2 separate regions of the Homo sapiens genome follow, and region 1 is linked to region 2. The links are chromatin contacts, found by Hi-C or POLR2A ChIA-PET in ENCODE. All regions are on one chromosome and are shown on one strand. Each heading gives the region's core, a stretch centred on a gene start or an enhancer-like site at or near the end of the contact. The rest is flanking DNA. Distances are from core to core; before and after follow the strand shown.

The links. A loop is a pair of places that touch in the nucleus more often than their neighbours do. ChIA-PET counts read pairs that join two places held with the same protein, here RNA polymerase II (POLR2A). Pooled maps may share reads with other maps.
Region 1: a loop to region 2 is called in a pooled map, with 3 times the contacts of the local background. The contact joins the enhancer-like site here to the promoter of HECTD3 in region 2. A Hi-C loop is called at or near these places in 6 of 50 pooled maps. POLR2A ChIA-PET finds 5 or more read pairs at or near these places in 4 of 52 experiments (H1, activated CD8-positive, alpha-beta memory T cell, activated naive CD8-positive, alpha-beta T cell and 1 more).

What each region holds. Positions count from the first base shown.
Region 1 is chr1:44,694,413-44,700,100 of GRCh38, forward strand. ARMH1 (armadillo like helical domain containing 1) reads left to right here. Exons shown (of 12, transcript NM_001145636.2): 3 at 2,690-2,758; 4 at 3,651-3,817. All of the region lies in intron 4 of LOC105378690 (a long non-coding RNA gene), which reads right to left. Among named protein-coding and RNA genes, the nearest start is that of ARMH1, 23 kb to the left of the region's middle. Within about 2 kb of position 2,524, at least 7 of the 41 ENCODE cell types and tissues checked have a DNase peak (open chromatin) inside an H3K27ac peak, as active enhancers do.
Region 2 is chr1:45,007,203-45,012,573 of GRCh38, forward strand. HECTD3 (HECT domain E3 ubiquitin protein ligase 3) reads right to left here and starts at 4,122. Exons shown (of 21, transcript NM_024602.6): 1 at 3,687-4,122; 2 at 3,344-3,504; 3 at 2,999-3,091; 4 at 2,784-2,919; 5 at 2,366-2,481; 6 at 2,167-2,280; 7 at 1,942-2,024; 8 at 1,334-1,499; 9 at 1,038-1,119; 10 at 211-393; 11 at 17-69. The coding sequence starts at 4,055. UROD (uroporphyrinogen decarboxylase) reads left to right here and starts at 5,052. Exons shown (of 10, transcript NM_000374.5): 1 at 5,052-5,083. The coding sequence starts at 5,064. RefSeq lists silencers at 3,789-3,958, 4,039-4,168 and enhancers at 4,929-4,978, 5,019-5,148.

The sequences.
Region 1 (5,688 bases), core at 1,274-3,773, 310 kb before region 2:
TTCAACCTTGAACTTTCAGAATAGATCAGTAAAACTAAGGATTTATGTATTAAATGATAAAATTAGTTACCATTTATTGAGTCTTTTTCTTTTTTTCTTTTTTTTTTTTTTTTTTGAGACAGAGTCTCACTCTATTGCCCAGGCTGGAGTGCAGTGGTGCAATCTCGGCTCACTGCAACCTCCGCCTCCCAGGTTCAAGCGATTCTCCTGCCTCAGCCTCCCGAGTAGCTGGGATTACAGGCATGCACCACCGTGCCCAGCTAATTTTTATATTTTTAGTAGAGACGGGGTTTCACCATGTTGTCCAGGCTGGTCTTGAACTCCTGACCTCAAGTGATTCACCCTCCTCAGTGCTGGGATCCCAAAGTGCTGGGATTACAGGTGTGAGCCACTGGGCCCAGCCTATTGAGTCTTTTTATGTTCTAGGCACTGAGATATATACTGTACAAATATTATGTCATTTGGGCCTAACACCCAGCCTAATAGGTGATTGGTATTATTCCATTTTATAGATAAGAAAGATGAGCCTTGAAAAGGTTGAGTAATTTACTAGCACATGGTAGAGATAAAGTTAGAACCGGGTGTCTGTCCGAAAGCCTATACACCATCATGTCTCCTACTCAGTGGACCGTGCAGACCACAGCTCCACCTGCGACACCACACTGGGAGTTCATCTGCAAAGCGCCCTCCCTCCATTTGTCTACAAGCCAGAAGGCCTAACAGTAAGAGTTAGAATCCTAGTCAGACTGCCTAGGTTCAAATCCCGGTTCCAGCAGTTCACTGTGGGACCTTGGACAAGTTATTGACCTGAGATTGTTACCTCATGTTACTCAGGAAGTAAATGGAAATGCTAATAGCACCCACTGGAGGGCCATGGTGAGGATTATTTGAGACAATGCAAGCAAAGCAGTTAGCACAGTGCCCCGCACACAATAGGAGCTGGTACTTGTTAGCAACTGCTGATCTTGTGGCCCCAACATTGCTCCTTCATCCCCTGTTCTCTAGATCCAGGACTCAAACCATGTGTTCTGGAACTAATTCCTGGAAATAATAGACCAGAAATATGTATAGTGAGTGACTATGAAAACAAGACTAGCTGGGTGTGGTGGCTCACGCCAGTATCTCAATACTTAAAGGGAGGCAGAGGCAGGAGGATCGCTTGAGCCTAGAAGTTCAAAACCAGCCTGGGCAACATAGCAAAACTCCATTCTCCACAAAAAGGAAGAAAAAAACAAACAAAAAATAAAGCTGGCATGGTGGCTCACCTCTGTAATCCCAACACTTTGGAAGGCTGAAGCAGGAGGACTGCTTGAATTTACAAGTCCGAAACTAGTCTGGGCAACATAGCGAGACCCCTGTCTCTACAAAAAATACAGAAAAAAAATAGCTGGGTATGGTGGCACGTGCCTGTAGTCCCGGCTACTCAGGTGACTGAGACAGGAGGATTGCTTGAGCCCAGGAGTTCAAGCCTACAGTGAGCTGTGATTGCACCACTGTGCCCCAGCCTGGGCAACAGAGTGAGACCCTATCTCAAAAAAAAAAAAAAAAAGACTAGCCCAGGACAGAGGAAACAGAAGGTGACAGAAACAAAAGTTGGCCAGCCTAGCCTGAAGAAAAAGGGGAGAATGCACTGAGGAAGGAACAGGGGCAGAAGTTGAGGGAGCAGGGTGGGGACAATGTAGGAATAAAAAGACCACCGTGTGGGCTGCTGCCTGGCCCCAACTATGGCAGCAAGAGGCAGGGGAGCCTGGCTCCAGAGCCAACACTATTTTTGCAGTAAAGAGCCTTTCCTAATGAGCCAATCTGTCTCTACTTCTATTGGCATCCTGGGAACCAGGGTGCAGCAGAGATAATTTGCTTCACACACCCCCCGCCCAAACAAAGCACCATTACCTCCAAACCATTACATTAGCCTTTATCAGCCTTGGAAGCTCTCAGTCATCCTCCATGAGCTGCAGTAATTTCAGCTAATTTCTTAAGTGTTCTAAGAGCCTCTGATGTGTTATGAGCCTAGTAATTGTTGACTGGTTCCTTTTCTGTTGTGGCTTGATTTCATACCTTGTATCTGAGCTGATGCGTGCTTTGGGTACTTTATTATAATGAGGCTTTTTGCAAAGACTCACATTAAAAAATAACATTAAATACTGAGGTTGTTTTAAATCAGAGTTTAATTTTTCCACCATCTCCTATTATTCTTATTAGGAAGCCAATTCTTCATAAGGATAGTGACCTCCAGTGTAAAACTTTGAACAAGTACAAAAATTGAGAATTAATGATGAAGCTGGTTCTTTTTAGGGAAATCTAAGAATGAGGCACAAAGTCATGAACTATGCTGACACCAAGGATGCAATGGGCATGGCTTAGAGAGCTTTGGGATATTGACCCCCAGCCTTCTCCAGGGACCCTTAATTCATCAGAGCCTCCTTGTTCCCTAGAAAGCCTGTAAGAGCCAAGGTGGCTGAACTGCCACAGAGGAGCTTCCTGGAGAACAGTGAACAGCCAGCACCCTCTTCCCCCAACCCTGTGTGTACTGCCACTTCCCCTTCCGCTGGTAGCTCCTCTCAGGGTAAAGAGGCACAGTTCAGCTACTTGGCCACCCTGGGCCCGGGGTGGTACCAGAGATCAGGCACGGGCTCTGGCTTCTGTGTGAAAAACCACCCTGAAACTCACTCTTTAACGTGTCATACAGCTATATGACTGACTCATGTTTAGAAAAGCTTCTCAGGTCCATTGGCATCTTCTTATCAGCTGTAAGCAGGTGAGTTCTGTTCTAGCGTGATTCTGGGGGTCTCAGTGGCATCTCAGGCTCATGATGTCTTTGGCATTCACACCACCCAGGGCCACGGATTCCTGTTAGCAGTGGGTTCCTTGTAGCTCTTGGGATGGGCCCAGAGGTAATGTCCACCGGGCTCCTGCTCTAGTTGCTCCCCCATCCCTTTCTCTCCAGTGGCGCTTCACTAGTCAGCACCCTCTCGGTTGTGAATTACAGAAAACCAACTCATATTGGACTCAGAAAAAGGAAAATTAGTGGCTCACTTAACTGGAAAAACCCAGAGGGTAGAAATACATATTTCAGCCCTAACTAGATCCAGGGCTCAAACAATGTCATCAGTACTTGGCCTCCTTCTCTGTCTTTTCCCCCATTTCTGTCTCTTCTCCTCTGTGTTCATAGACCTCTGTATGCCATGGTCCTCAGGAGCTCTAGACATACCAAAAACAGAGCAGATCCTTTCCACAGCTTCCCAAGAAAGTCCCAGGCTTTGAGCCTCATTGGACCAATTTAGGTCCCATGCCCAGCCCCAAACGAACTTCTGCAGTCAGAAGGGTGACATACCCTGTCACCTCCTCACCCCACCAAAACTACATGGCCCATGAGTGGCAGAGGGGTGATTCCCCAAGTGACAGTTGAGGTGGTATTACAAGAAGAAGAAGAGATGCTGGAATGGCAAAACCAAGAACTGTCCCTAGTATGTAATTCCAGTCTTTCCTGCTGGAAGGAAGAATTTCCACACTCGTATCACTTTACCTATGGACATTTCCTGGATAGGAGGGCAAAGTATGTAAAGAGGGGACCTTGGGATCTCTTTGAAAGCTCAGTGCAAAGGAACTTGACAAGAGTTTTATTTCTACTTTTCTATCCCTCTGGACAGTAATCGGTACCTTATAGAATTTCTTGAGGTTGGAGGTGTCCTAACCCTCTTGGAAATACTTGGGCTAGAGAAGATCAAGGAGGAGGCCAAGAAGGAATCTGTCAAACTACTTCAGGTTATTGCGAACTCTGGCAGGACATACAAGGAACTCATTTGTGAAAGCTATGGTGGGTACTGTGTGTGACAAGATGTGTCTCCCTAGGGGCCTGAATGACATGGTGGCAGAACCCACCACTGCTATAGGAAAAACACATCATGAAACTGGTTGAACAGGAAGCTTTTTGTGCTCCTGTCCATGTCACCACTGGAAGACCCAGATTTATGATTCTCCTGATTCATCATTTGCTCACATTTTTCAGTAGTGGTTTTAGAAATACTTCTCCTTTTTAAATATATCCTCTTTCAGGCATCCATTCAAAGATTTGTTGAGCTGTGGCCCAATATCTTTTGTGAAATTGAGTTATGAGGCCGGGCGCGGTGGCTCACACCTGTAATCCCAGCATTTTGGGAGGCCAAGGCAGGAAGATCACCTGAGGTCAGGAGTTTGAGACCAGCCTGACCAACATGGAGAAACCCCGTCTCTACTAAAAATACAAAAAAATTAGCCTGGTGCAGTGGTCGGGGCCTGTAATCCCAGCTACTTGGGATGCTAAGGCAGGAGAATCGCTTGAACACAGGAGGCAGAGGTTGTGGTGAGTTGAGATCACACCATTGCACTCCAGCCTGGGCAACAAAAGTGAAACTCCATCTCAAAAAAAAAAAAAAGAAATTGAATTATGAATAACTCAAGAAATAAAATTGAAGGCCAGACGCAGTGGTTCACACCTGTAATCCCAGCACTTTGGGAGGCCAAGGCGAGTGGATCACCTGAGGTCAGAATTTGAGACCAGCCTGGCCAACATGGCAAAACCCCCTCTCTACTAAAAATACAAAAATTAGGCCAGGCGCGGTGGCTCACGCCTGTAATCCCAGCACTTTGGGAGGCAGAGGCAGTCGGATCACGAGGTCAGGAGATCAAGACCATCCTGGCTAACACGGTGAAACCCCGTCTCTACTGAAAATACAAAAAAAAATTCAAACGCATGGTGGCACGCACCTGTAATGGCAGCTACTTGGGAGGCTGAGGTGGGAGAATCGCTTGAACCCGGGAGGTGGACATTGCAGTGAGCCGAGATCGCGCCACTGCACTCTAGCCTGGGCTACAGAGCAAGACTCCGTCTCAAAAAAAAAAAAAAAAAAAAGGAAATAAAATAAATTTGAAATAAAATTATTGAATACCTACTGTGTGCTAGGTATATGCCAGGTGCTAGGGATACAAAAATGAATACAATATAATCCCTGTCCTCAGACAGTTTAGAGTCTGGTGAGAAAAGTAAATAATATAGTTTTTATTTTTTTCTTTTTTGAGACGGAGTCTCACTCTATCGCCCAGGCTGGAGTGTGGTGGCGCAATATCAGCTCACTGCAACCTCTGCCTCCTAGGTTCAAGCAATTCTCATGCCTTAGCCTCCCAAGTAGCTGGAATTACAGGCATGCGCCACCATGCCTGGCTAATTTTTGTTATTTTTAGTAGAGACGGGGTTTCGCCATGTTAGCCATGGCTGGTCTCAAACTCATGAGCTCAAGCGATCCACCCACCTCGGCCTCCCAAAGTACTGGAATTACAGGCATGAGTCACCGCACCCTCAATAATTTTAATATAGTCCATGAAGTGAGGCATGTAAAAGAGATGCCATCCCCCACATCTCCCTTTTTCCTTTTCTTTTTCTATTTTTTTTTTTTTTTGAGTTGGAGTCTCGTTCTGTAGCCCAGGCTGGAGTGCAGTGGCACGGTCTCAGCTCACTACAACCTCCACCTCCCGGGTTCAAGCGATTCTCCTGCCTCAGCCTCCCCAGTAACTGGGACTACAGGCGCGTGCCACCAGACCCAGCTAATTTTTGTATTTTTAATACAGACAGGGTTTCACCATGTTGGCCAGGCTGGTCTCGAACTCCTGAACTCAAGCCATCCACCTGCCTTGGCCTCCCATAGTGCTGGG
Region 2 (5,371 bases), core at 2,872-5,371:
CACTCTCATGCCATACCTGTAGTCCAGGGGCTTTTCATATTTGTCAGAGGGCTTGAGGCCTTCATATACCTGGAGGCAAGGAGGAAAGGAGTCATAGGAAAGCAAGACCTGGCCCTATACTTGCCCCAAGAACTTGTTCAGGTCCCTCTTGGCCTAGCCCCCTTGGCCCTTGACTGATCCTATCTCAGTCGGACCCTAGGTGGTGCAGACCTGGGTGAAGACTGCATTCTTGCAGGCAGGGTCTCGAGAGGGGCAGGCACGGTGTTCCATGGCAAGACGGCGGTTGATGTATAGGCGTGGCATGAAGCTGGGCTTGCTGCTCTCAGAGTCACGCAGGCACTGAGCCACCAGGCCTGGCCGCTGGCGGGACAGCAGTAGGAACTGCTTCACTTGCTAGTGAGGAGAGGTGGCCAGAGCAGGAATGAGTGGGCAGTCAGCCTCCGTCCAGGCCCTGGAACTTTCCCCTCTGCCTGTATCCAATTCCACCGTTTCAGTTCAAGTCTAGTCCATCCCTGTCTTTGTCTCCAGTCCCCTCCTTAGTTCAGCCACCAGGGAGAGCTTTCTAAAACAAAAAAATCTAATACTGTCATTACCTTCCTTACCTTTCCAACAGCTCCACTACCCTGGGACAAAGTCCTTGCTTCACAGCCTGGCCCACAGGGCCCTCTGCAACCAGGACCTGTCTCCTGCCCACATCCTTCCACCCTCATCCCTCTGTCATACTCACACCTACTGGCACACTTTTCTCAAGACATCTTGAGCTGCTGGTAACTCCCTGTATGTACCTTTCACGCAAACTGCCCTGCCTGTGCTGTCAATAGCCCTTGGGTATTCCACACACTCTGGAATACCAAGGAGGCTGGGGAACAGCCTCCCAAACACTAAATTTGGACCATTTGTTCTGGCTTTCTTCCTATGTTCCCAGACCCAGCAAAGGTCTTGCCCTAGAGTAGATTTTAGGAACTCTGCTAAGGAATGAACAACTACGTGAGCAGGAAGGGGAAATGCCAAGACCAGCACTGGCTGGGTCGGCTCACCTTAATCTCACTGAAGGTGCCCAGTGTGTGGTCCCAGGCAGGTACCAGGTGGTGCAGGACACTATCGAGGATCTTGATGAATCTGGCATGGGTAGATAGACTGCAGCTAAAGAGTTTAGCATACCTGTAACACCCCCAACTCCCCAACATAAAGGGACAGGAAAAGGCAGGACCTGGGGGCTTCTCTGACCCTTGAACAGCTTATACTATGAGACCTTGGGAACCTCCTCCATGCAGACACACAAGGCTCAATGTTGGGGGAAGGGAAGGGCCCATAGGTCCAGGACCACAGCCACCTCTGCAGGAGGACAGCTCTGCGGTACAGTACTTCAGGGTCGGTGCCTTCTAGGCGTGGATATCGCACCAGACTAGTTGGCTGGAACAGGTCTGCATTCAACCCTAGTTCCCGCTGTCTAGATGACTTGATCTTGACCCCTCGGAGACGAACATCAATCCCATCATCTGGGGGAAGGGGTCAGAGTAAGGTCATTTACAGCACCTGCTGCCTCCTTGGCCCTCAGACCTGGGACCGGCTCCTTGAACGCTCAGCCTTGTGTCACCGTTAGCCCCTAGAAACTCGGGACCTTCGGGATCACCTTCTATCACCTGATTCTGATTGATCTATTCCTGCTGATTCCTCTGTCTTCCACTAGAATGCTGGGATGCCTGAGGGTCCCAACTCAGTTCCTCTTCCAGGTGAGCCCAACCACCTGTATGGCTTTAAGGCAGGCCTATACCTGGCATGTCCCAGCTGGCTCAGGCCCCAAAGCTCCAAATCCTGGAGTTAGTTCAGCATCGCCTTCACCCCAACTCCAAGCCCATCCTCTTCTCTCCACACACACTCTCTGTTTGCCCCCATCTCCACGCCGGGCTCTCTTTCCCTCCTTATAGCCTTAAACCTCACCTCGGCACTCCACGATGCGGATCTCGATGATCGGGAGGTGGACGGTCATGTCCTCCAGGACACAGACATCCCCGATGAGGGTCCTGAGGAGATGAGTGTGAAGCACTTCAGATACCTCCTGCCTCAGGCCTTCAGAGACTGCTGGAGTCTCACTCAAACTTAGGCTTTCAAGCTGGGCTAGGCTTGGAACATGCCCTACTTCCCTCCCCAGGCCAGCGTGCTCACTCGTCAATGCTCACGTCACTCAGCTTCTTCAGGTTGTCCCCTTCACCCCCATAGACCACCACCCGCTTTGGCATAAAGTTGTCATCTGTGGTATCCACTGTGAGTAGCAGCTTCCTGAAGGGTCAGAGTGTGAATATGAGTCTTTGTGAACCCACAGGGACATAGCCCACCCACCCTGTCCTGCCCAGAGCCTACTTACTTGACAATGGTGCCCTTCTTCATAGTAAGCCGTACCCAGTGTTGGCACTGGGACCCATCGCTCTCCCAGTAGGTATCGGCATTGCTGTCTGTCAGGCAGGACACGTTGAACTCCTCCTGGGGAGGGGCAGAGACGTGAAGTCAGCAGTTACCCTCCCTCCCTGCACTGGGCTTGTGCTCTGGGCCAGGAGCACCAGAGAGAAAGCATAGTGAAGTTGGGCTAACAGGCAACTGGTATGGGATAGGGGGCCGCTGGGTATGTAAGGGGTCCTATAGACGTCCAAGATGGGGAGCTGAACTGAGTGTGGCCTGTGGGGACCCTGTTTTAGTCCTGGCCTGCAGGTGGGGGTTCTTTCTGGATCTAGCCTTGAGGGGTGTGACTATATCTTGCCTGGGGTGGGAGGAGCCCCAGCACCCACCGTGTAGGAGGAAACGTCTATGCTCTCCACATACTGCTTCACGCTACCCAGGTTCTCATCCTCCTTGCCCAGGTGGTCATACAAGAAGTGGATCAGGTCCTCGTCGCACTCGTAGGTCCATGTCGGGGGTACATAGCTAAGCAACCCCAAGCCCCTAATTAGACTGGGCCCAGACGCAGAGCTCCTTCCTCCCCACCCCATTCCAGCTCACTCACAGTAGCCTTTGTACAGCTTCTGCGTATGCCTCTGCCGGCTGAGGTCTCGATCCCAGGCGATGTGAGTATGTCAGGTCCACCACCTGTTCCCACCTGTGGGCACAGAGTAGGGAGTGGGATGGGGAGACATCAGCGGTCAGCAAGACACTACCTCCATGCCGTGTAGCCTTCTTCAGGGCTCTATCTCCCAGTCTCCCTCCGAGCCCCCTTCACGTCCCGCCCCTTTCTGCTCTTAACCCTGCCTCCGCTCCAGTATCCCACCCACCCCAGGCTGTGGCTGAAGTGTTCCCAAGCCCTCCTGGCCCGGCCTTCTGACAGCCAGCCCCGCTCCTTCAAGTGCAGTACCTGAGCACCGGCCGATAATCCACGCCAAAGAGCTGCTGCTGCCGCTGGAGGTGGTTGGGAGTGTCGATGGGTACCAGGCGGGCTCCGCCCTCCGCCGGGCGGCACACCAGCAGCCAGCCTTCCTGCAGCCCGCAGTCGCCCAGGTGCTCTGCCAGCTGCTCCTGCCGGGACGCGTAGGATGGGGACAGCCGTCAGGGAACTGCCCAGCCGCCTGTCGTGCCCAGCCCAGGGCAAAGGGCGCCGAACGCAATGCCAACTCAATACAGGGGAGAAAAGGCAAACAGCCAGAGGTTTCTCTGGCCCCAGGGGTCTTTTACCGGGTCCTGGGCAGGGAAGAGCGCACCTTTGTCAGCTTCACCCAGAGCCCGTGGCCATTGCACAGCTCCTCGCCCGTGGTGCGCACGCAGGCGCCGCGCCGGAGCTCAATGCTGTCGCGGGCGGCGCGGAGGGGCCCGGAGCCGGTACCGGGGGCTGGGCCTGCGGCGCCCACACGCAGCCCCAGGCCCTCTGCCTCCCACACCGGCAGAAGCACGCGCGACGGTCCCGCTGGGTCCTTGTAAAGCTTGTAGAGCACCTCTCGCGGCACGAAAGCCAGCGCTGCTGGCAGCGGCCGCCCGGCGCGGAGGCTCCGCGCTGCCTCTGCCAAGAAGCGCACGCGGCCCAGCAGCTGCCGGGGGGACTCCAGCACCGCGCCCGGGCCAGGACCCGCCATGGCGAAGTGGCGGAGGTGAGCACCTAGAGGCGACCCTGCCCGGGGAACAGCTGGCGCGACCGCGGACAGAGCTTCCCACCACGCCCTTCCCCGCCTTTGGCCAGCCTTTGCCGTATGTTCTGGACTAAGCGCACCCCAGCTCTCACTGTATTGGACTGTGTACTCCCACACTCAACCATATTACTTATCTCTGTGCCACCCTAACCCAGCCGACCAAACCCAAGATTGGTGATTGCTACCTGATCAATCTCCCTCTCTCCATTTCCTTGTGACTACCATTTTATCTCTACTGCTACTACCCTCATTCAAGTCACCATTCTAGCTAGCCTGGGTCATTGCCAACAGTCATTTTTCTGGTTCTTCGGCCTGCTGTTTTTCCTCCCACTCCCAGCGAATCTGCTGGACTCCCTATCCTATGGGTGGTGTGATTAAAGTGTTTGAGACAATGGCCCCTTCCCCTGCCACTGACAGGAGTCTTGAGTCATTAGGGTTGATTCTGTTTGTCACTCCTAATCCCAAGGACACTGGAGATCATTATTCATTTTAATGTGATTGCTGATTTCTGTTTCCCCAGTCTTGTAGCTCCTTAAAGGCTGGGGCTGTCTTGAGCAGAGCTAACCTCTGCACCTACTATAGGTCCAGGCTATAGTATGGACCTGGCTGGATAAGACTGTTGGTATCATGAGTGGGACTTGCGCCAAGCCTCCGGATACCCAGACTGTCAGATGAGAACAAATTCCTCATGTCACCGTAAGATACATTTACAGCGGAGTTTTCTTTTGGGCCTTTGTTGTTGCGTCGCTACAGCAAACTTTACGGTGAAAAAAGGTAGGGGTCCTACGGGCAGCAGCCAGGGCAGCCCTGGAGCTGTCGCTGGAGTCCGATCATGTGATCTTCAACATGGCGACGCTCTTGGTTCCCTACAGAAAGGGGCGGAGCCTGGACTGGGGGGCAGGCTCAGATTCAGGTTAAATTGTGGATTGAGCTCGCAGTTACAGACAGCTGACCATGGAAGCGAATGGGTTGGGGTGAGTTCTCCAGAGCACGCGGTGTGGCTAGCCGGGCTTCTAATTTGAGTCTTCCAACTCAGGACTCTATCCCTCTACTCCCCTTTCCCCACCCTGGAGACCTCCCAACCTGAACTCCGTTAGCTGGGATCCTGAATCCTAAAACCATGGATTTTTGAGATGTTCATCCCAGGGCCTTAATTCAAGGGATGCCTCAGGATTTCCAACCAGGATCTCTATTCTGGGACCATCAACTCTGATCCCTCTTTATCCCCCAGCCTGGGTATTTCTCAGCCCCTGAACCAGCCC